Regions from separate parts of the Mus musculus genome. Here all the other regions are linked to region 1. Evidence: chromatin loops called from intact Hi-C (ENCODE). Cell type or tissue: heart. All regions are shown on one strand.

Region 1 (8,000 bases):
GTTTGAGGTGCCTCCCACCCCCCTATTTTCCAGGATGTTTCTGTTCTCATTTAGTAATGATAGCAGCGTTCTATGATAGCTGATCTCACACACACACACACACACACACACACACACCACAAAATCTCTCTATAGTAGGTAGGAACAGACACACTCAGTATAGATCAAGATTCAGCTCCAGATACTGGAGATTCAAGGGAAAGCCCCCTTCTTCCTAAACCAGCTCTGACTGGTAAGCCCTCAAAGCAACTTCAGAAAGAAACATCTGCTCTCAAAGTTCCATAGGGCTAAAAGTACCACAGAAGAAGATGGAACTAGGAAGACGGGTGTGTTGGCACCTCAACCAAGTCCTTTCTACAGCCCTAGGGCTAATCCTAAGGAAAAGGAAAATGGCTAGTTTGTTTTTTTTTTCCATCACCTTAGTCCTTTCTCTGGCATCAGGTACTAGGAGTGACAATCCCAGAAGTTGTCAGTTTCCAAGGACTACCACTGATCTGAAGCAAAGCACTCCAGAAGGCTAGAGACAGGGAACAAAGGAGGCAGTACAAACTCTGTGCGTCTCTTTTTGCACAACACTAAGACAGGTAAAGCCCAAACTCTCAACAAAAGCTAGAGACACCACAGAGAGCCACAAGCTAAGCACAAGGCTCTGGCCAGCTGTGGAACACATGGCTATGAGGTTTATGATTGACACATGTGACGATCTGGCCCTAGCCTGCAAGAACTGGAGCATGACACTGAGAAGCGTCTTAGAATGGAGGACTGCACATTGACATGAGGCAAACGTGAAGCAGGGCAGGTCCCCTGCCTTCTCATTAAGCCACTATGTTAAATAATAACAAGGGTCCAGGAGCAAGAGACAGATTAGCTCTTTGGCTGGAAGAATGGCTTTTGTTGCGGATAAAACCTCAGCTTTAAGCTTTATAAATCACTGCATAAGGAAGGTTGGTTTTAATGGTTTCTTCAATGATGAGGAAACTGAGGTCGAGGGAAAATGTGAGTGGAGGAGAGGAAGAAAGTGAAGTGACAGAATTTCCAGAAGAATGTGGACACCAGCCCCAGTCCCAGCTTCTCTCCTGCAAACCCGACAGCCTAGCTACGAGCATGCATTCAGCTCAGACCCGGCTAACCCAAGAACAGCCCCAGCGCGAGGACAAGTTCTTCAGCCAAATAGGTCCTGAGTCGGTAACAGGGACATATGGGTAGATATGGGTAGATAAGGGAGATATGGGTAGATGCAGGGATAGACAAGTAACTCTTAAATGGTGCACCTTCTTACTACCCTGTAGAATGCAGATCAGGAAACTTACACAGAAGAGAGGATAGGAATGAGTGTTCTCAAGACCAGGCGACCCAAGCCATGGGACTGTCACCTATTACCTATGGTGCTCTGGAGACAATATATACTATAGTAAGTCCTTCCCACTTTTCAATATCACCGTTTTGCAGCACTCTGGAGTAGGGACCTCGGATTCTGACCCCTTAGTGGTTTACACAGACAGCTCTGAGGCCTACACCAGCACAGTGCTGAATCCAGGATCCCTTTCTCTGTTCCCACCCCACATCCCTGCAGCGACTAGGAAATCACCTTTCACAGAGAGTATCCCTCTACTGGCTCCTGCAAAGGGGATGAGGCTCTGGGTCCAGTTCACACAGATCTACAGGAACAGTTCAAAGTGCCAAAGGATATCTTAAAACTAGCCCTTTAGGTCATATTTAAAGAGAGGTTGGTAGCAGAAGGTCCCTCTGGGATGGAGCCAGGGCCACATGTGAACACCTGGAGCAAGCTCCAGAGGTTAGGATGAAGAACTTCCAGAAAGCCACAAGAGAGGTGGAGAGGGTTAGGGTCCCTTCCACTAGAAAAGCCTAGAAGATCTGGAGGCCCCCACTAGAGAGAAGGAGGGGGGATTGTGCAATTACAGCTGGTCTAGGAGTTTCCCACATTGGCACCAAGTCGCCAGAAAGGAAACCCCAACCATAGGGCCAGGAAGGCAGCTCTGCAATTGGTTCGAGGCCAGGTATGGGTTTCTGAGATTCAGATAGAGTTGTAGGATGTGGTGGGTGTCCAAGGGGGGCGACAGAGCATGGCACGGCCCGCACAGCTAGGAGTTAGGGGTGCTGTCTGGACTCTCTTAGGTCCAGGCCAGAGTGGATACAGTGCACAAAGCCAGAGGTGCAGATAACGTGCGGGACATCCCAGCCGGGCGCGCTCCAGCCCAGATGAGGTCCGGGAATCCCTGTCTGCGCCTCGGAGGACGGGAGTTAGGACCGCCAACCCCTGCAGCACCCCCTCCCCGCTCTACTCACCTCGAACATAAGCCCGATGAGGACGCAGAGCACCAAGCAGAAACCGATGTCTGCATGGTTGTGGATGATGAACTCCTGGCTGAAGAGCGGGTAACTTTTCGTCCTCCTACGGAAAGCCATGGCAGCGGGCGTTCACCGCCTGCGGGGGCCCGCACCCTCGCTCAGCAGCCCCAGCGAAAACTTCTCCGGCCCGGCCCGGTCCGCACGCCAGCCCCGCAGCCCAGCGCGGAACAACTTCGGGCCCCGCCCCCTTCCTCTGCCCGCCCCGCCCCGGCCTGCCGCCCGGAACCGCCCCCGGCCACAGCCCTCGCCCCGCAGCGGCTGCACAGGCGCGGGCCTCTAGCCACACCCCCTTCCTCCGTCCGCCCCGCCCCCAGGCCGCAAAGGCGCGCGCCTCTGGCCACACCCCCTTCCTCCATCCGCCCCGCCCTCAAGCCCTTTGGCCAGCGCCACCGGCCACGCCTCCTGGGCGAGCCCGGCGCGCCTAACCCTTGTGCCGCGCTCGCTACCGGTGCTTGCGGCTTCCACCGGGGGTACACTCTTCCGTGAACCTCGCTGAGACGCGGGAATGGAAGCCCTGTCCTCCGGCTTTGAGAGGAAGCGGCTCCCGAGCTGCTGGACAGGAAGTGGGCCGGGATCCCACTCCTAGCGCCCAGCTTCTTCCTCTGCAGGAAGGGCCCGGGGCGGGAAGCTTCGTGCCGGCCTGTGGACTGGCCCCAGCCCTGCGCTGGATCTTAAATGAATGCATGGCTACTCCTGTGTCTGAAGGATTGCACAGTGTAGGTTCAACCTCTCAGAACCTTCAGCAGCTACCCCAAGGCCTTGCCTTAGTAGAGCCTACTTTGCAAGGGCGTGCAGGTACCCCGCGTTTTACTCCTTCACTTAAAAGGCCAGGTACTGCCCAGAATTGGTTTTTCAGGGCTCACTACCTTCAATATTAATTGATCAGAAGTGGAAGAATAAACACTGAAGAAATAAAAAAAAAAAAAAAAAAAAAAAAAGATCCTCACCCAACGTTTCCATTTAATATTAAGTTTCAAAATTACTTCCGGAAGGACAAAAGGTCTTTTAAAATAAATTATACTAGCAAATATTGGATTTAATCCTGCCAGTAATGAAGGAACAAATAATCGCTTCTAAATGTACAGAAATGCAAAATGAACAGAGGACTGTTTAATTTCTTTTCTTTTTTTAAAATTAGTTTCACGGTTACGAGTTTGCAAAAATAGCAGTCTGAAGGTAACTAGAACTGAATGAAGTTCCTTAAAGAAATTTATCTCCTGTATTCTAAACTGTGCACTATTTAACAGACAGCCCTAGGGCTTCTAACTCCACGGGCGGGGCGGGGGGCATTAATGCCTATATTGGACTAACCTTTGTTTAAAGTTAAGACCGGTGCGTGCGTGCGTGCGTGCACGTGCGTACAGTTTATGACATATAGGGGCTGCACATGCATGAGCTCACATATTTATGTATTTTCGCCCCAGTGACCTCCGGTGTCAGGCCTCACCTTCCACCTGGTTTGTTCCAAGGTCTCTCTTTGTGTTGACTTTTCCACTAGGTAGGCCAGGCTAGCTGCTCCTCTAGCTCCTCCCATCTCCCAGTAGAAATGCCCCTTGTGGCCAACTTTTACATGGGTTCTGCGGATTCCAAGTCAGGTCCTAGTATTTGCACAGCATGGACTATCACTCACTACGCTGTCTCCCCAATCAAGACTCTTCTGAAATTCGGACCTAGCCTTGTAAAGAACTCTGGAGCACCTTGACTCTCAATGTACAAATGTTCTAATGGTCAATGATTTGTGGGAATTTCCTTCGCATATGTAATGGTGTCAATCTAACGTTTAATACTTGAGGCCAAAATCCATGGGAAACAGTAGAACTCACCACCCCTCCCATTTATAAATAAAACAGTCGAAAAAGCAGAGATGTTTTAGACATTGCTCTTGCAGCTGATAGCTCTTCCCTTTGCAGAATAGTTGAACAATAAGACACAAGATTCTAAGATGTATGTTTGATGGTGCATCACATTGACAACTGCCGAGGGAGCACCAAAAGCTTCCTTCAGCCATCACAGCCATTTCTAAGTCCAGGTTGCCCAGGCCATCTTTAATACAAACAATGGGTTAAACACTTCCCAGTGCTTGCAATACACACTCTTAATACTAAGAATTGACAGCATCCTGCATTTTGCAGGAGTTTTGCAAGCCCATTCCCAGCCTTTCTTATTCACTCAGCCACAGAGTCCTGTAAAGGCTCATCTCAGAATTCTCACCACTCCCCTTCTTCATCATTCCACATGTGACCCCCACAAATCACCCGTGTATTTCCAAAGTTTGTTATTATCTTGTTTATTAGCCATTTCATTTGGCATAATACCCTTGGAGCACCTACCATGTGACAGACATAACTAACTCCTGAGAAGAAAGACATGCTAATCCAAGTGTGGCAGTTTTATATGTTTCCAATCCAGCTAATTCCTCTTCCTTTGAACGTGGGCTTGACTTGGTGGGTTTACTTCTAACACAAAATGGTATCATGTTTTTGTTTTTGTTTTTGTTTTTACCTCTAATACTAGGTTCTAAAAGGTCTTTCTAGGTTTTCCTTCAGCTTGTATCAGCCTCTCTGGGACAAGCCAGATGCCATATATTTATACAGCAGAATTCACATGGCAGTGTCTGAGACCTCTTGCCAGCAGCCAGCAATGACTTCATGCTTGGGAGGGAGCTACTTTGGAAGAAGATTGTCCAACCCTATGAGTTCTGTACTAGCATCTTGACTACAGCCTGTAAACCACCCTGAGTTAGAACGAGCCAGTGTAAGCCACTCCTAAGTTCCTGACCCACAATGATAAGATAATAAGAATCTGAAATCTTAAGCCACTAAATCTTGCCAATTGTTTTGTACCAAGAGGTAACAAATACACATTTGTTGGAGCTTGCAGTAGTTTTCAGTGATAAAGACATCATTACAGTTCAATAGGGTGGTGGTGGTGGTGGCTCAAATAATTTGAAATAGGGTAGAGACTCATTTTGATCATGGTCTAGGAAAGGGGGAAATTTGGGCTGACACACCTTTTAAGGATAAGAGTATGTAGGCTGTGTGTGGAGGTGCTCATGTGTTATCCCAGCAGTCTGGAGGTTGGAGCAGAAGGACTGAGGGTTCAAGACCAGCCTGAGCTACTTAGGTAAACTTTCTCTCAAAACAAAACAGGAGAGAGAGAGAGAGAGAGAGAGAGAGAGAGAGAGAGAGAGAGAGAGAGAGAGGAAGGTGCAGAAATGGGAAGATAAATTTGGAGAGAGATAGAGCTGGATTTTTAAGACATTTTGAGAACTATGCTAAGGATTGTGACTTTATTCTGAAACAATGAGAACTTTTTAAACATGCCTGTATCAGCCATGAAAAGGCTAAGGCAGGAAGATTGCTATGTGTTTGAAGCCAGCCTGGACTCCTCACTACATTCCTGGCTAGACAGGGTTACTGAAAAGAGAATCTAGCCCAAAACAAATCAGTTGTTTTAAAAAGAAGGAAAAGTCTGATAGAGATCAGGGAGCCCAGACTGGGTAGATATTCAGTTACCCCTGGAGGTGGAGGGAACAATAACCCTCTTACATTTACACTGCACTTTGCAAGTGCCCTGTGAGCAAAAATGACAGTAATTGGCAACCTCTTCTTGCAAATGCTCCAAGACATATGGATGACCAGGGGCCACATAATTAGTGGGTAGCTGAACCTGGACTCAGACAGTGGAATCAGTCTCTCCGTGCCTAGTTCCCGGTGCTGTACCGCACTGTTACTTGCGAAGAATATCAGGTAAACCCCAGGGACCCCACTCTGCCAACCCAGTGATGACTGCCAGCAATTTGACTGCATCAATGCTGATCTAATCACCCTCTCTAAAGCTCTGGGAATATCATAGAGGGGGGGGGTGATGGAAAGAGTTGAGTAAGAGTCAAGGTTGGGAGTTGTGCAAAAAAAAAGACATTTTCTGGGTATGACATAGAGGTTGCAATCATAAATTTACCCCAGCTGTGGTTATCTGCACAAGCAAGACCTGAACAAGATTGGACCTATTAATAATATTGGACCTACTACAATGGGGGAGGGGGCTATGAGACCTCATTGCTTCCCGGAGGGACTATTCCAACTAAAGGTAGTTGAGTCTCCGGTGTTATTTTCTTTAGTGATGTAGCCACAGGTAAGTTGCCTTTGCTCCAGAAAATAACCTCCCAGCATGCTTGCAAGCAGCTCTTATGAAACCTAGAGGGCCACATGCAAAACAAGGACTCAAAAGCAGCAGAGGCTTGTAAGGAAGAAGGGTTCCAGCAGGAGAGGAAAAAGGGTAGGAGAGGGGAATAAAAGGTGTAAATGACTAAAGTTCATCGTATAAATGCATGAAAATGTCGAAAATAAGACAATCAAAGGTTATCTATATTAGACAGATCTTGCTCTTTCCATTAGGGACCCGATAGTTGCCAATCCCCATGTTTTCATTTGCCTTGGTGCCTGTGTGTCTCATCCTTTTGCCTGGAAGGTAAGCATCCTTGAAGAGAGTTGTACTGCTTCCTTTACTAAGTTTCCATGCAGCAGGCTCAAGGCCTTGGGAGTACCATATGCTCACCTCCCAGGTAGCACCAAGTACGCCTGTATTAGATGTGCATGCCTCTGAATTTCACCCCACACTGGACGATGTGACATTTCTAGGCTGGTATTATGGTTTGGAATAAAGTGTTCCCCTGAAAAAGGTCACACAGTGAAGGCTTGACACCCCCCTCCCCTGGGCTGCTGCTGTTATGCAGAGGTGATTGGACCATGAATGAAGATGGTAGGTTTACTGGTAGGTTAATCCTCTGAAGAGTTCAAAGAAGAATAGGATTGAAGTAGAAATTTTTGGGTTTTTTGGAGACTCAGTTATATCATGTGTGTGTGTCTGTGTGTGTGTATTTGAAACTGTCTTATGAGAGGATGTTTTATTGCAGCAGACACATGGGAGGATTTTTTTTTTTTCTGAGAACAGACACATGGTATTTGTCTGTAAGCTGTCTGGAAAAGGGGCATGTGATGTTTTGTTAAAGCAGATGCTTGAGAGAACACATGATGTTTAAAATGGGTATAAAATATAACCCAATAGACAGTGGGTGGTGCTGTGTGGTATTGGTACACCTTAGCCTTCTTTGCTGGTCGGCTTTGGGTTTGCTTATGCTGGTCTTCGCTGACAATGCTGTGTGGTATCCATTTGCCTTGCCATTCTTTGCTGGTGACCATTTATTTGTAGTGACTTCACAGAGAGAAATGCCACCAAAGAATCTCGTGGTGTTCCAGTGGCTTCTTGCCGCTTCCTTGGACTTGGCTGTTGCTGATTTACGAATGGTGTTTGCAAGTGAATTTGAGCTGCGCTGCTGATTCATGTGAACTGAACTGCTGATATGCTGACCATGCAAACTGAATTCTCTCCCAAGAACTATTTCTAAACAGGTCCACCTCCTCCTTTGCCCTATTAACCTTTCCTTTCCACTACGTTTGGTGGGTGGTGGGCTAGAAGGGAGGTTAAGGCACTTAAAAACCCTTATTAAAAGTAGGTTATAAAAAATATAATCTTACAGAGAATATTAAGAGGGGAGGCAGAGGCAGGTGGATCTCTGTAAGTTTGAGGCCCCTGGTCTACAGAGCTAGTTCCAGGACAGCCAGGGTTAC
Region 2 (8,000 bases), 140 kb before region 1:
GGTACCACACCCTTCAGATCCTCTTCTTCCTCGTCAGCGCATACTTCTTCTCGTGCCCTGTCCCCGAGAAGTACTTCCCCGGTTCCTGTGACATTGTGGGCCACGGACATCAAATCTTCCACGCCTTCCTGTCCGTCTGCACGCTCTCCCAGCTGGAGGCCATTCTTCTGGACTACCAGGGACGCCATGAGATCTTCCTCCAGCGCCACGGTCCCCTGTCTGTGTACAGCGCCTGTCTCTCCTTTTTCGTTTTAGCTGCCTGCAGTGCGGCCACCGCCACCCTCCTGAGGCACAAGGTCAAGGACAGACTGATTAAGAAAGATTCCTGAGGTCCTTCAAATGAGGAAAGGTGTGGAGGTGGGCTACTGTGACTTGGAGAAAACTTGACCCAATAATAGAAGTTGACTTTTTATTTTTCAGGCTTGATTTTTTTTCTAAATTAATATGTATTACGGGCTGAGGATGAAACTCACATTGGTAGAGAGTGCTTATACAGCATGCAGAAAGCCCAGGGTTTGATTTCCCAGGGCCACAGAAGCCAGGGGGAGGCACAGGCAGGAAGATCAGAAATTCTAGGTCACCCTCTGACATATAGTGAGTTCAAGGCTAGCCTTTGATACATGATAGATACCATATCTCAAACAAAATTATTATGTATTTTCAAAGGCATGGTATGACTATGGAATTTCAAATGCAGGCCATTTGAGAGTTTTAAAACAGTGCGTTCATTTTTCTGTCTGGGTGATAGCCTTGTTTGGGAAGAGATCTTGGCTAAGATTCATGAGACCCCAAACTAAGGAGAGCCATCTTCACCCATGAGCAATGAGCAGAATTCTGGTTGTAGCTTCCAAAGAGTAGTCCTGAAACTAGACAGATATTTAAACTGGACTGCCAAGTATAACCTTGCCCTAACAGAACAGCCACCCTCCGCGCTGCTGGGCTTGGTGTCTGTGTAAACTGACCAACGAACTCTGTCTTATCAGGATTTCAGATTGCTTTGGGTGGAAAAAAACAGAATCTTCAAGAAGTTTCCTTGAAACTCTTAGACAAAATGGACTATTCAATTTATCATTCCTGGTCTCGACCACTGGTTCTTCTCTCAGGATAACCAACTAAGCTGGCCAATTTGCCTGAAGTACTACTGTTCTCATCCCTAGTCTGCATGGTAACAAAGAATCCCGAAGCTATTACCCTTCCAGGAAATGCTTGGAGCCATATGAACATTCAGGAAGCTGATTCCCGCGTAATACAGAGGTATCGACAGATTTAACAGTGCCAAGAGCTGCCAAGAGACCCAGCCAGCAAGCACGGCTACCCTTGCCTGCCTGCTGCCCATGGGACCCTTGTAGTTTATATCTGAGGACAGCAGTATTAACTGCCAGCCACTTAGGGTTGTCTTGCAGGTCAGGAGATTGGTTGTCTGAAGGTTTGAAGAGACTCCTTTACAAGCATGGTTCTAAAGTTCTCCGAGAAAGCAGACTATGTCAAGCGGATCCTAAGATCCAAGGTTCAAGCTGCTGTTAGATGCTGCCCCGTGAAGGACCAACGCAGCTACCCCAGTTCAGAGTCCTCATGAGGCAGTTCCACCTCCGACTTGAGAAGAAACCTTAAAATGGGTCCTAGGAGGGGTGAATGTGTGCTCACCGTCGTTGGCCCCTGAAGGTCCCTTGAGTAAGAACGAGGCACCTGATGGCCGAAGGCACTGTCCGTGATATGGCTGCCAGCCCCTGATGTGAGGGGAGTGGTGCTTGCAGCTGAGATGTTCTGGCCACACAGCTCTCCCCGAGGACTGTCTTCTGCATGAACCCAGTGGAGGAGGCTGTGTTTGAGGAAGGGCTGAGGTGCCCTCTACTCGCAGGCTGCACTTCCTATCATTATAAGGTCCCTGTGTACTAAAAAAGGAAGCTAAAGTTTCCAACTCCAGTTAATGAACCTCCTCTTGCTAGTCTTAAAACCTTTGTTTTCTATATATATATTTTTTGTGCGAGTGACTTGTGAATTTTGTGCCTTATACATGGGAATGTCTAAACTCTTTTATTTTAATATATGCACACATGGAATTTTTCTGTTTTGTGTTCTTGGGACAAGAAAAAAAAAGGAACCCCCAAAAGCTAGAGTGACCTGTCAATCAACTATTAATCTGTATGTGAGAGGGGTCAGCAGCAGTATCCCTGCTGCTTTTAAATCAAGAGAGCATGTGTCTCCTGCACTGTTTTATTAGATGGGGTTCTTGTTCATTCATGGTCAAGAAGATGAACGCCTATGCTAGCCAAATGACCCAAGGTTCTGATTGTCTAGGTCAAGTTCATGCCAAGGAATGTTAGCAAAACTGAACGGGTTTGGACTGAGCAAAGACTTCTTAGGGTGTGTATGTGTAAACGCTCCAAGTAGAGGGTCTGTTTAAAATGGGAACCAGAAAGTGTTAGAAGTTCTGCTGTTGTGGATTCAAAGACTGTATTCTTTTAAAAGTTGGTGGGAAACGTGAGAGAGGAAAGGGATGAGGAAGGCGGTCTTCTGGTGGTATCTGTGAACAAAGATTTTTTTTTTTCCTTTTTCCTGAGATCAGATCTCACTGTATAACCCAGGCTGTCCTGGAAATCCTTATGTAGACCATGCAAACCTTGACCTCTAGAACTCTATAGAAATCAAGCTGTCTCTGCCTCCCACATGGCAGGGCTAAAGGTGTGGCATTCTGAGTCTTGTGGACAGGGATCTGTGGTATTCAATGGTCCTGCAGCCTAGGGTCGAGCTGAACTCTGTTCCTCACAAGTCTGTGACACCCGTGACACCCGTGACACCCGTGACGCCCGTGAGAAACGTGAGATACTGGCGTTCAGTTCCTAGTTTAATTATACAACTATTGCTAACTATGGACTTGGGAACTGATGAAAAAGAAAAAGAAAGTGATTTCTATGGAGTTGGGACTTGAACCTAAGACCTGCAACATGTTAACAAAGAGTTCTCCCATTGATGTGCACCCCAGGCCAAGCAACCGTGTATTTATAATAGATATTTGGGGAGGGCACTGAGGTGGGGGGAAAACACCAGTATCTAATTGGAATAATGCAAATGCCTTTACAAATGCATACACAAATGGGTGATTTTTAACTCTTCAGAGTCCTCAAACAGTGTCATTAAAATGGGCCTATCAGGATGGTAAAGACTAGGCTAGTTTAAAAGTAACAACCAAAAATTGTAAAGAGGAGTATGCATGCCTCTTGATTTTACAATGGAGTTTGTCACCCTGCAAAATCAGCATAATGTTTAAAAAGGTATAAGGGAGATAGTTTATCTTGCTCTCCAAAACTAGAAATTTTGGTTGTTGCCTCTCTTAGTTAAGACTTTCAACCCATTAATATGTAAACGCCTCTGATAAGATTAAACCATCAGTCATCTATACTTTCTCATGAATAAGATTCTTGTGGGTTGATATAAGGCCCCACTTAGTTCAAGAAGAGGATACACTGGACATGGGGGGCTTGTTTCTCATTTCAGAATCCTGACTTTTGTTTGACGGTGAAGGCTGTTTTTGTTGTTTCTTGTTCAAGGTGTTTGTTTTGTTCGAGATGGACCTCACTGTGTATCCCAGGCTGGCCTGGAACTCCAGATGGATTCTCCTGTCGCAGTCGGCCAAGGAGCTGGGATTCCAGGCTGCACCAACACCATATCCAATTCTAATAAAACTAATTTTAAAGTTCTTAAAGATGTCAGGGTTACAATTTCAGCTCTTAAGTCTCTCAATAACAATAGTGTAAGCCATAGACTGGAAGCTTGAAATAGAATTCAGAGCCCTGACAGGAGGGTAGTTTAGCCCTGTTTCGGTCGCCCTCCATTTGTTTGGTTACTATTCTGTAGTTCCACCTGCATCCTCCAGAGGGTGATGTTGTCACTCTCAGTACACTCAGAGCTTGTTGCCAAGGCTTCATGGCTAGATCTGTGTTTTGCTTGGTTAAAGAAAAAGTGTGGGATTTTTTTTCTGTCTCTATAAACCTACTTACGTGAATAATCATTAATCAGATTTTGCACATGGATTTTTGTCCTGTTGGTAATGGACCCAGAGCTCATTCTAAAGCTGGGTTTTATTTAGCCTGCCAACTGCCAACTGAAAGAGGTTGAACACTACACCTATCTAAAACTAGGAAGATATAAAAACTTTGAAAAATAAGTCTACTGCAGAATAAACTACCCTTCGAAGAAATGTGGAGTTGATTTCTCTGCAGATTTCAGTATAATTGCGTAGATATTCCTAGCTACATCACAATCTTATTAAAGATCTTGGATTTTGAATTGATTTTGGCCTACATTATTTTGAGATATAAAAATTATGAATTACATTGTTGTGTTCTTCAGAATCAGCCTGAGTGGATCACAAAGTCAGATCCACAGAGTTTTTTTGAAAATAGTGTTTGATTCTTCCGTGAAAGTTGTCTGATAATCTTGCCTAACCCCAAATCCCCGTCATGTGTCACTGGGATTGTCCCTTGCCCAAGCAATTGGCTTCCTCCGACAGATAGGAGCTAAGAGTAGAAGGGTGGAGCTTTACAAAGGTTCCCTGCCTTTCAAGGAGCTGTGCAGAAAGATCGGTGGAAAGGTGGGTCTTTTGTTTGTCTTGATTTTGTTTTTTAAAAGCAATATCTGATTATTGAAAAAAATGTAGAAAAGTGAGAGGAAAAGATAATCCATAGACCTATTTAATAACAAATGTTTTGAGGGAAAAGAAAAAGGTTTTATCAAACCATTTTGAATAGTAAAATGTATGTTAATGCCATCCAAAAGTCCCTGGAGGCAGGGGAAGGAACTAAAGGTTTTTAAGCAACTGACTGCTTTCATTTTATAAAGTACGAAATCAGCAGTCTTCATTCAGTTCAGCTTACAGGAATGCCAAGAGCTCCATTGCACCCCCTCCCGACGTTACGCCATGTACATAACCTGATGACGCCAGGTTAGCAGACAAAGTAGGTGGCGCACTGGCTCTCCTGTTGAGAGAACTGTATGACATGCCTCCTCAGACTCAGATGCCCAGCAAGGACTGTGCTAGAGAGCCTTTAGCTGGAGCCCAGCCCGCCCAGCCCGCCCAGCCCGCCCAGCGAGCCCAGCGAGCCCAGCACGCCCAGCCTGAAAACTGCGTACGTGAATCCACTGATAGTCATCTCGCAAACAGCTAGGACTGCCGAGTACCAGGCTTTGCTCTAAGCCCCTGGAACCCAGTAGCAAAGAAAGCACACAGTACCCTTAGTTGTAGACAAACAGAAAACCGAGTAGATGAAGTGTATTCATTGTGTTATCGGTGCCAGGAGAAAAAGTCAGGAAGAAGTGTGAGCGGGAGAGCTAGGGTGAGTTTGGCTTGGCTTGGTTTAGTTTGGTTTATTCTATGAGTGTGGTGTTTTGCCTTTAAGTATGCCTGTGCTTCCAATTTGTATAGGGCCCATGAAAGATAGAAAAGGGCACTGGATCTTCTGAAACTGGAGTTACTGGTGGTTGTGAGCCACCATGTGGGTGCTGAGAATTGACCCCAGGTCCTCTGCAAGAGCCACCATCAGCTCTTAAGAGCTAAGCCATCACGCCAGCCCTATGGTTTTGATACAGAGTCTCATGTTCCACAGATTGGCTTTAGACTTGCTATGTAGCTGAACTTCTGGTCCTGCTGCCTACAACTCCAGAGTGCTGTGATCATAGCAAGGTCTTATGCAGCGATTCTGGTCAAATCCGGGGCTTTCTGATTGCTGGGCAAGTGCTTTATCAATTGGGTTACATCCCCAGGTCCATCAACTGTGAAAGGGAAGTGAGGACTCTGGCTGTGTTTTGTCCAAAGTGTGCCAGCTTAGAAAGGAGAATGGTGAGGACAGAGGTTGGTAGTTAGGATGGAGCACACAAGCCCTTATGGGGACTTTACTGAAACCAGGAAATGTGGGGGTGGGTGTTCTGGTCGCTCTTAATTTTTTAAATTATCAATTATCTATTTCCTTCCATTTACACAAAACCAGGTTATTGTTAGGTTCTTCCATTCATGGGCCTGGCCCAGCAAGCTCTTGCCTTCCTGTGGGCACACATTTGGGGGTGGCAGATTGTTTCCAGAGTATTTTTAAACAGCTCAGGATGCTGGGTTCTGCTTCCTAGAAAGACTTCAAATATTTCCTTCTCGTTCTGTTAGCATTTGAATTGCACTCTGGGTAATTTTCTGGGCAGACATGAAAAGACACCTCGCCAGCAGAGTCTATAAATAACTGTACCAGCTTTTATGACACTTGACTAATCCTGAGTTTTTCTCTCAATTTCTTTCACACACACCCCAATAACAAGCCTGTTAGTACTTCCCATTTTTGTTGCCCCTGTTTTACAATAAGGAATTGAGGCATAAATCAATAAATTAACACAGGACTACCTGGTTTGGTAATGGAGTCTTCCAGAAACTCAGGCCTTTGGATCCGAAGTTTCCATTCTTCCCCATCAGAACCAAGCGAACATAGGGAAAAAAGATGTTCCCCCATGTCTTTGTGTGAACTAGGAGAGCTTTTAAATCGAGAGAAGGGGGCTATGTAGATTCCCTCCACATCCCTCCCTCAGTAGAAAAACAAACCTTTGTGTGCAGTTCTTGGTGCATTTCTGCACACACTGGCCACACTTTTCCTCAGAGTGACACTGCTGGGCTGGCTGCTACCAGAGATGAAATTCCATACGCACTCAGCACCAGGATTCAGCTACAATCCCCAGAAAGACTTTCTAGACCATAAACCTGCTTAAAGAACCACGAACTGGCCTCAAATTACCATGTCTTTGGGTGGCACGATGCTGTAAGTGTATCTCATGTCTCATTCATGTAAACGCGAGCGTTATTCCAGGCAGAGCCAACTTTTTCTCAAAGACAGCTAAAGAAATATATGTCCTGTATACTGTTTCTTGGAATCTGGTTCTGATATAAGAATAATGCCATAGCTTGGCTATTGGGGCTGTTTGCCTTCAGCGAACACCACTGGCAGTCACTCCCACCATTTACAATGAGCAGAATGCTTTGGGTTCTGTACACAGCCCAGTACCCACTCTCTGGGCTCCCAAGCATCTCTCTCCAGAGCAGGGCACCTTTGCATTTGGGAAGGCTTTCTTTCCACCAGGATGGGATGAGATGTGCATCATCCTCTCAGAGACACAGAGTTAGAGAGGGCGTTCTGCTATATCTTGAGTAATTTCTTTGTTTTCTTCCACATTTCTAATGCCATGTTCCTATTATTACAGACTCTCCTAGGCATCAGGGGGAGCAGGGTCCCCAAACCACAGACAGGCCTGCTTACCTATCCTCTGTTACTGTGGTCCCCAGGTCTACAGGAGAACCCTACCGTGCCTTTTTCTTTCCCATCTCAATTCCCAACTGTTTTGTGTCTCGTCCCACAAAAAGTATGCCAAAAGGATACTTTGCTGTGCAAGCCCCAAGACTTGAGTTCAATCCCCAGAACCCATGTTATTAAAAATGGGTACTGTATTGTACACTTGTAATCCCAGTGCTGGGCACAGGGCGGGGCGGGGGGGGGGGTGTGGAGACAGGAGGACCCCTAGGCTTCCTGGCCAGTCACCCTAGTTAGCAATCTCCAAACTACAGAGAGATCCTGTTTCAAAATGAAGTAGCCAGCTCTGAGGTTGTCCCCTGGCTTTCACATGCCTGAGCATGCACAATTGTGTGTGTGCTCGCACATACATGCGTGTACTATTGTGTTGCACTATCCATGGGAAGCTGTGAATAAATGTCTGCTGGCCCCAGTTAGGGAACTCAAGACAAATGAAAGTACAGATAGCACACAAAGTGTTTAATTCCCAGCACCCTTGTGGTGGCTCCTAATGACCTGTAACTCCAGTTCCAAGGAATCTGGTGCCCTCTTCTGGCCTCCTCAGGAACTGTACACTCATGGCACACAGACATTCCTATAAGCAAAAACCCATACATGGGGAAAAAAAACCAACAACAACAACAACAACAACAACAAAAACCAAAAAAAAAAAAAAACAAAAAA
Region 3 (8,000 bases), 130 kb before region 1:
TTTAATAGAACCCAGGACCACCAGTCTAGAAATGACATCACCAGCCATGGACTGGACTCTCTTCTATCAACCACAAATTAACAAAATGCCTTACAGTTGGATCTTATGGAAGCATTTTCTCAGTTGAGGCTCCATCCTTTCAGATGACTCTAGTTTGGGTGTCAAGGTGACATAAGACTAGCCAGCATACTGCATAGCCTGGACTTTGTGGTCCTCTTTCCTCCCTTCCAGAGTACTGGGATCACAGGTGTGTGACACTTGACAAGGTCAGTCCTCTTTTAAGATAAGAGGCTCCAGAGAATGAGGATAATGGGATTGAGTATGGGAGGGTACTCTGGGGACATGCCACTGGCCAGTTGTCCCTCTTGCCCCCACCTAGAATTCAAGGCCTGCTATTTCTGTCCAGCAGAAAAGAGGAGAATAGCAAAAATCACCGCCAAGATAATCCAGAACACAGACACAGCCATTTGGAATTTGTCCTGGGAATTTAGCAACTGAAGAGTAGGGAGGCCGTGGGATTGAAAACCATGAAGTCAGTTCTTCACAGAGAGTCAAAGAAGTGATGGATATTAAATTAAATAGTCCCTAGAGGGGACTTTTCAGGCCCTGTCCTGTCAGGTTCCTTGGGAGACATCTTCCAGCCTTCTGAGCTCCTTCTCCATCTCTGATAGAGTGTTGATGGGTCCAATTTTGTATGTCTTGTGCAAAAATACTTTTTAAAATTAAAGCTGCTGTCCTTCACGAACGCAAGGCCATGTCATGCTCCCAAAACAGCATTCCATAGCTCCCAAACCCTTCCTCCAGTTTTTACCATTTTTTTCCCATCTTATTTGCTGTTGTTTGGTTTTGGTTTGGTTTGGTTTTTTGAGACAGACTCTCACTGTTTAGCTCAGTTCAGCCTTAAAGTTGCTGCACTCTCCAAAGTACTGGATCCTAGCACTATGATCCTAATGTTCGAGCACACACCAGAGAGAACAGAGAATTCTGTTGTGACTCCAGTTTCTGAAGGCTGGGATAATCTAAGAATGTGGTGTCTGCATCTACTATGTATTAATGTGCTACATACTACTAGTCCTTAAAAGTTGAAGAAGCAAGCAAAAGATACCTTGCTTCATAACAGCCCTTTCTTATAATAACTACTCACAACTCGCTCACCAGACAAAGGCAGCTGCCCCATGACCTAGTCACCTCAAAGACAAAACCTTCTCTCCGCGCCATGATCACTATCACCATAGCAATTACATCTCAACATAAGCACCACAGTGGACAGACCACATTCAAATCACGGCAGAGACTCGACCTGGCATGTCCTCTTTCCAAATGGATAGCAATTTTTAAAGGCCACAGACCAAGGAAGTTGTCTCTACCTATGCCCTTCTGTGGTACAAAAGTAAACTAAAAGACACTCCGCTGACCATTTGACTAGTAGGGTTTACTCTAAAAGTACACGAACAGAAGCCACTCCTCAAACACAAACTGATTCCTCCAGAGCAGTGGGCTCAGGTGTGACTGACCCTTCCAGTCCCACAAGCTCCCTCCTTTGCACCAGGGAAGGTGGACCCAGAGCAGCCAGACTGTTCAGCCATAGTCTCCCAAGCCTGTTTATGTGCCCTGGGGTTTAGGAGAACTGATATGAATGGAGAGATCGTGGGCCTGCAAGAGTACAAGCCTATCATGGTGAGTCACTCATCACTGATGCTGGATACCCAGCAGCTTTGAGGTACTGAGGAGCGGGGAGCTGATGGGCTGAGATGTTCATCATGACTACTCCCAGTCGCCATCCTCGTCACTGGCTTGGGGACGGTGCAATGGTGGGAACTTTTTAAAATTTTCAGCAACTGCTGTGATGCTAGTCAATTCATTGAAAGTTTTAATTAAATAGACAAATCTCTGTAAGTCTGGGCTTCGTGGAGAATTTCAGGAGGTCAGCAAGAAATACATAATGAAATGCTGTCTTAAAAGAAGAAAAGAAGGTAAAGGAGAAGGAGGAGGAGGAGGAAGACATGAATGAACAATAGTAGAGAGAAAGGAAGAAGTACAGGAAAAGAATTTTGTGAGTTAAGCATAGCCTTCTCCAGTAACATCTTTAGCTGTTACTTACTGCATTCTCACCCTGGCCCCTGAAGCTTCATGCCAGTTAGTGAAACCCACAGGATGATTTGCTGTGATAAGCAGCCATAAAGGCAAAGCAGATATGGTATCTATTCTTGCTTGTCAACCTGACACTATCTGGGATTCGCTAAACCCCAAGTGGCTGGATATACTTGTAAGAGATTTTTCTTAATGAAATAATTTGGAGTCAGAAGACGCACCCTTAAGATCTCGTGAGGTGGGAAGATCCACCTTTAATCTGGGCCACACCTTCTGCTTGCAGCCTATATAAAGGATGTGGAAGGAGGAGGCTGGCTCTCTCTTTGCCTGCTTGCTCTGACTAGCAAGTCCCTTCCTTCACTGACATTAGAGTCTACTTCTTTGGGACTCTGGCATATACTGAAGACATCCAGCTGAGACATCCAGCCTTGTGTACTGAACAACTACTGAATTCTTGGACCCTTGGTTGATAGACAGCTGTTGGACTAGCTGGATGACAGCCTGTAAGGCACTCTAATAAACCAAAATCCAGTGTGTTCATGTGTGTATGGTGTGTCCATGTGTGGTGTGTTTGTGTGTGTGTGTGTGTGTGTGTGTGTGTGTGTGTGTTTGTAGTGATAGGTACAGTAAAGCATTTATGTCTGGCTTTAAATGAAAGGTATGGTAAAACCTTTATGTCTGGATTTAATTGAAATGTTTCAGCAAAGTCTTCGCTATGTTTGGGTCAATTAGTAGAAGCTAAAAATTATTTTGAGACTGTTTGAAACCTGAGGAAATGTCGTCTCTCTCTAGAGAATCTGCACTTGGTCCTATGTGAGAGCTTGCAGCTGTACCAACCTTGGTTTTAAGGTGCTCCTAGCAAACCTGGAGTTCTTACTTTTGATTATAGCTAGCAGTGATCAAAAGGCTCGTCTGCTCTCATGGGCAGCAAAGGCAAGATAACTTTGGTAGCTAGAACCTTCCCAGCCCCAATTAAGCTTGTATAATATTTGAACAAAGTCACTGGAGTGAGCTAGCGGGATGCCAGCCTTTTCCAAGAAGGATGAACCCTCTTGCCCCTTCAGAAAATGAAGGCTTAGCATCTTGGTAAGCTTCTCTATTTACTTCGGCACCTACAGCCAACATCAATCAATGTGTTTATTCATTCCATCAGTTCTGCTCCTCTAGGGAACCCTGACTAATGCAGCTGCCATCTTAACTGGTGGCAGCAAATGACCCATGATACTCTCCCTCAGGCTTACTACTCTACCGTTTCTCTAAATTCCTAGGTCAGAAAACATGTTATAAAGACCAAACTCCTAGGAAATTTGAGACATAATGGAAAAAAATCTCTGGGCATCTTAGCTTCCCTTTTATTTCCCCATGCTGACAGACTCTTGGTTTCTTTCTTTTCCTGATGATCTTTCAGGAATGGGGTCACTTTTTTTTTAAAGGAAAAAAAAAAAGTTGTCCAGAAAATGCTATACTCTGCAGTACACATGACCCTGACAATATTTCACTCCCCTGAATTACTTCTTTCTCATGACTCGGTCTCTCTTTGAAGGTTCTCTCTTCCTCTGTGGTTCTTATGTATCACTGATGCTATAGCTATAAAGCAAGGACTAAGGTAGGCGTAGGCACTCTCCAGCTTTTCAGTCAACAGATACCCAGTAAAGTTCTGAGACCTCAGCACACAATCTATAGGAATCTACGGTGGAACAGATAGCTAAGAGGGGACCAGGAAGCCGTGGAAAGACTGGGGCTTCAAATCGGATCAAGTCTGAGCAACGAAAATGCAGTCGATTATAATCTAATCCACAGCCCTTGCCTCATAATTTGATGAGTCTGAAGTATTTAGCGCTTTCACTGGGGAGCAACCACTGTACATTGTGTCTGGACTAGGACAGCAGCTCTTTCCCCAGAGAAAGGGTGCCTGAGCTCTTGGGAGGACTAACGTGGAGCAAGGAACTTCTTTGTAACAACTGATCTAAAGGGACGTGGTCCAATCCCAGACCTCACTGCGCGAGCCAAGGCCTAAGAACATCCGCTTTCTTCAGCCCACCCCTAGGTTGCATCCTCTGGGAGCCAGGAAGTGGGGGCTGAGGAGAAAGGGAAAAGTATGGGAAAGAAAGGGGGCGGAGCCGCCTCTGCCACACCCATTAGCCACGTCCTGTGGCCACTAGAGTCAGTAGTGCTGTGCGCAGGCGCAGACCTGGCCTCCGCCTCCCTTTCCCCGCCCCCTAACATCCTCCCCTCCTCCCCGCCGCTCCTCCCCTCTCTCGACTAGTGTGTTTGGCGTTACCAGGGAGTCTGGAGAGGCCCGCGAGTGCAGTTTGTTGCCAGGGTAACCCGAGCGGCAAAAGGCAACCGAGGTGGCAGCTGCAGGGCAGCGATGGGGACCAACCCGGTGCACGGCCTGCCCTTTCTCCCGGGCTCGTCCTTTACAGACTCCACGGTGAGGGCCAGCCCGAAGGGTTCTCCACTTGGCTCGCCTCTGCGCTCCTTCATTCCGCAGGCTCCGTCGTCCTCGCGCATCCCAGCCTCTGCCGATTTTGCTTGGCCTCTTGGTAGTCCACTCACCCTCCTGGGTCCTCACCGTGGCCCTGTTCTTTCTTTACTGCCCCATCTACCTGCCTTCTGGCCCGATTACCCCAGGCTGTCTCCAGGCCTCTCCCCAGCTGCACTGTAACCCTACTCAGCGCCTTCATCCTCTCCTACCGTCTCTCCACAGCAGCCTCATTCTGGATTTGTCTCACCGCTTCTGAATCCTCAGGGTCACTGCCCTTCAACCCCTTTCCTCTATGTGTATGCATCTTTTCCACGTACTCCTTTCCTGACGGGTCCCCACCCCAGTCTCTGGCCTTTTGAGTTAAGGGTCACTTTTCTCTCCAGCTACAGCCTTCCCTAGAATTGAATCCCCCACCTCCCGCCGCCCCCACATGCTGGTTTTCTTGTAGTTTTTCTCTGTAAAGCATTCTTCCTCCTCTCCTTGTATTTCTTCCGTCTCAACCATAGGAATGAACCACTTAATGTTTCTCTTTCTGTAGCCCGTGTGTGTGTACTTACACACATGATTCATTTTCAGACTGTGTGTGTGTGTGGGGGGGGAGGTTGTTGTTTTATCTTGTCTGCAGCCTAGGCTGGCCTTGAACCTGAGAACCACCTGCCTCGGCCTGCAGACTGCTTGGATTAAAGACATGCCAACACACAGGGCTCCCGTTCAGATTGCATTTTACTCCTTTGCCCCAACTGTTTATAGTCATCATCTAGATGAAATTAAATATTAAATTAAATAAAGTCCAGGGTGGCGATGCACATTCGTAATCTCAGCTTTCAGGAAGCTGAGGCATACGGGTGGCCAATTTGAGTCTAGCCTGGGCTACATAGCTAGTCACTGTCTCCAAACGACAGCAGATCCAAACCAGACAGAACAGGAGCTTCGTGAAAAGGAAGTGGCTCAGAGGATAAAGCACTTGCTGCTCTCATAAGAGGAGTGGAGTTCAGATCCTTAATACCCAAGCAAGACGCTTAGCTAGACTGACCCTTACCTGATGCAGCCTACCCATGCCAACTTTGGTCTTTCATATGTATTTCCACATACATGCAAACAGGCATGTGCATATACACTCATATCCCCCCACACACACATGCTCAGAACAAACCACCCCAACAACAACAAACACGTCCTATCATATCAAAGCCAAGTGATAACAGTAATTTGGGTTCTTAGTTTCCTCCTAACATAGGTTAACTGTTTGTTCATTTCTTTCGACACCAGGTCTCAAGCAGTCCCAGTTGACTTCACACACTATATAGTCTGGGCTGATCTGGAACTGATCCTCTGGGCTCCTAAGTGTGGGGTTACAGGCAGGTCACCAAAGACAGATCTTTGTGTCAGACAAACACTCTAACAACAGAGCTACACTCCCAACCCTAACTCTCAAAAGCATTCGGCATTTAAAAAAATTATCAGAGTTACAGAAGTAATTCTGAAGAGTCAACATTAAGATTGGGTGACGATGACCATAGGTAAGCCAGTGGTCATTTGTATTTATACGGTTTAATGATTCAGACTCTTACATTTCTCTTTCCATTTCTTAAGGCAAATTATTTCATCTACTTGTTTTCTAGGGGACACAGATTTCAATTTTAGTTGAAAATGTGGTGAGACTCTCAGACTCTCTTCTAGTCTTGTATTAAGATGGTCATCTTTTAAAGCTACAAGCTCATTCAATGTGATTCCTGTTTGTTTGTTTGTTTGTTTGTTTGAGACAGGGTTTCTCTCTCTTTTCACCCGACTAGCCTGAAATTTGCTGTGTAACTTAGCCTATCCCCAGACTCACTATGATCTCTAGCCACCATTTCTCAAGGACTGGATTAAAAGAAGTCTGGCATATGGTGCCTGGCCAGCATCATAGATTTTCTGTTTTAATGAACTTTTAAATTTTTATATGATCTAAAACTTGTAGACATTGTCATATGCTGTGTAGCGTCAGCTAACACATTTGGTATCTGCAAGTGTGGATTATATGTGCATGTGTGTACAGGAATGCGCAGCTCGCATCAAAGCCCAGCAACAACAGAAGTTCAGGTGCTTGGTCGATACCCTCGAGGAAAGGCTCAATTGATTTGTGAGATTCTACAAGTGTGGGTAGGAGTGCCAGACTTTAAATATTTATATGGAAAGATGAAGTGTCTTGGACATACTTCAGTCCAGACCACTAGACCTTTTATGGTAGTAGAGACCATAAGAGAGGAGGGAAGGATAGGCTAGACTCCAAGGAAACTGAGAGATAGTCAAGTTATTCTCTCTATTCTTAATAAAAATAAAGTTTATGATTATTTGTAAATCATGTATGCATAACATGTTAACCATATTGCATGTGGACAATTTGAGAGTGACCCCACAAAGAACATAACCCCCCACTGAATTGCTATAACCTTAATTTTGCTTTCCTCCTTTATCTATTTTTTTCTATTTCTGATAACAAACAAATGCGTATTCATGCAGAAAAGGAACATAATCTAGAAACACTTAGTTCAGATGTTTACCAACTCCAGTTTGTATGCTTATAATTATAGTGTATTGATATAATTTTATACGATGCTTTTTTTTTCTTAATAAATGTAGATACTTTACCAGGCTGCTGCATGGTATTTAGAAGCATTTCAATTCTGGCATAACAATCCACTACGTGAAATTTCCATTGTTTCCTTTCTTCCTCATGTGTGCTGTTTAGATTGTTTTCAACATTTAAGAATCATAGGCACACACATATCTTTGTCACTATTATGGCACATATCTTTGTCAGCTTCAAGCATATTATTATTTCCCATAATTTGGGAATGTATTTTAAAAATCAATGTGTAAGGACAGGGTTGCTGGGAGTTCACATATATGCCGGCAAGCTGCTTTTCAAAGGCTTATATGAATGTATCAGTGTCAATATAATAAGAAGAGTTGTTGCTTCAGGTGAACTTCAGAAAAGGTCATGACTCATGATCTCCGGAGAAGAAAAACAAAATTAGCAAAAATAAAAATAGAATACAGATGAAGTGGTATGGTAGAGGCGAATCGGACATCACAGAGCAGGGCTGTTCTATTTTAACCTTAGATGGTTTCTACTTCCCTCCTTGCTCCTGACCCAAGTGCTTCAGTTTAAAAAACAAAGCTTTTTCATGCAGCAAAACATGTTGATGTACGTTTTGTGATGCTAAGAAGCCAACATTTGGAGCTGCAGAGGTGGCTCAGCATTTAAAAGCAAGATCTGCTCTTGCAGAGAACTCAAGTTCAATTCCCAGCACCCATAATGGGTGGCTCATGGCCACCTGACCATCCAGGAGATCTGAGGGCATCTGCACTCACACACACATCCACATAATTTTTTAAATGTACTCTTAAAGCAGAAGTTTAAGGTATGGTAGTTTAG

Evidence for each region. A loop is a pair of places that touch in the nucleus more often than their neighbours do. Peaks named below come from ENCODE experiments on the same cell type or tissue, not always from the same donor. Only the 100,000 strongest peaks of a DNase experiment are listed, where the experiment ranks them.
Region 2: a loop joins it to region 1, with 3 times the contacts of the local background. A loop is called at or near these places in 11 of 42 quality-filtered maps.
Region 3: a loop joins it to region 1, with 3 times the contacts of the local background. A loop is called at or near these places in 11 of 42 quality-filtered maps.

The regions. Positions count from the first base shown.
Region 1 is chr1:21,076,687-21,084,686 of GRCm38, forward strand. Tram2 (translocating chain-associating membrane protein 2) reads right to left here and starts at 2,539. Exons shown (of 11, transcript NM_177409.3): 1 at 2,308-2,539. The coding sequence starts at 2,427. In heart, CTCF peaks have their summits at 2,870 and 3,933; DNase peaks (open chromatin) are centred at 1,125 and 2,765; H3K4me3 peaks cover 2,555 bases; H3K27ac peaks cover 2,178 bases.
Region 2 is chr1:20,935,360-20,943,359 of GRCm38, forward strand. It overlaps Paqr8 (progestin and adipoQ receptor family member VIII), which reads left to right. Exons shown (of 3, transcript NM_028829.4): 3 at 1-4,291. The coding sequence ends at 329. The region is part of intron 1 of Gm51618 (a long non-coding RNA gene); the gene reads right to left. Among named protein-coding and RNA genes, the nearest start is that of Efhc1, 12 kb to the right of the region's middle. In heart, a CTCF peak has its summit at 3,867; a DNase peak (open chromatin) is centred at 4,962; H3K27ac peaks cover 316 bases.
Region 3 is chr1:20,947,272-20,955,271 of GRCm38, forward strand. Efhc1 (EF-hand domain (C-terminal) containing 1) reads left to right here and starts at 4,355. Exons shown (of 11, transcript NM_027974.1): 1 at 4,355-4,525. The coding sequence starts at 4,463. The region is part of intron 1 of Gm51618 (a long non-coding RNA gene); the gene reads right to left. In heart, a CTCF peak has its summit at 4,233; a DNase peak (open chromatin) is centred at 4,250; H3K4me3 peaks cover 1,362 bases; H3K27ac peaks cover 1,694 bases.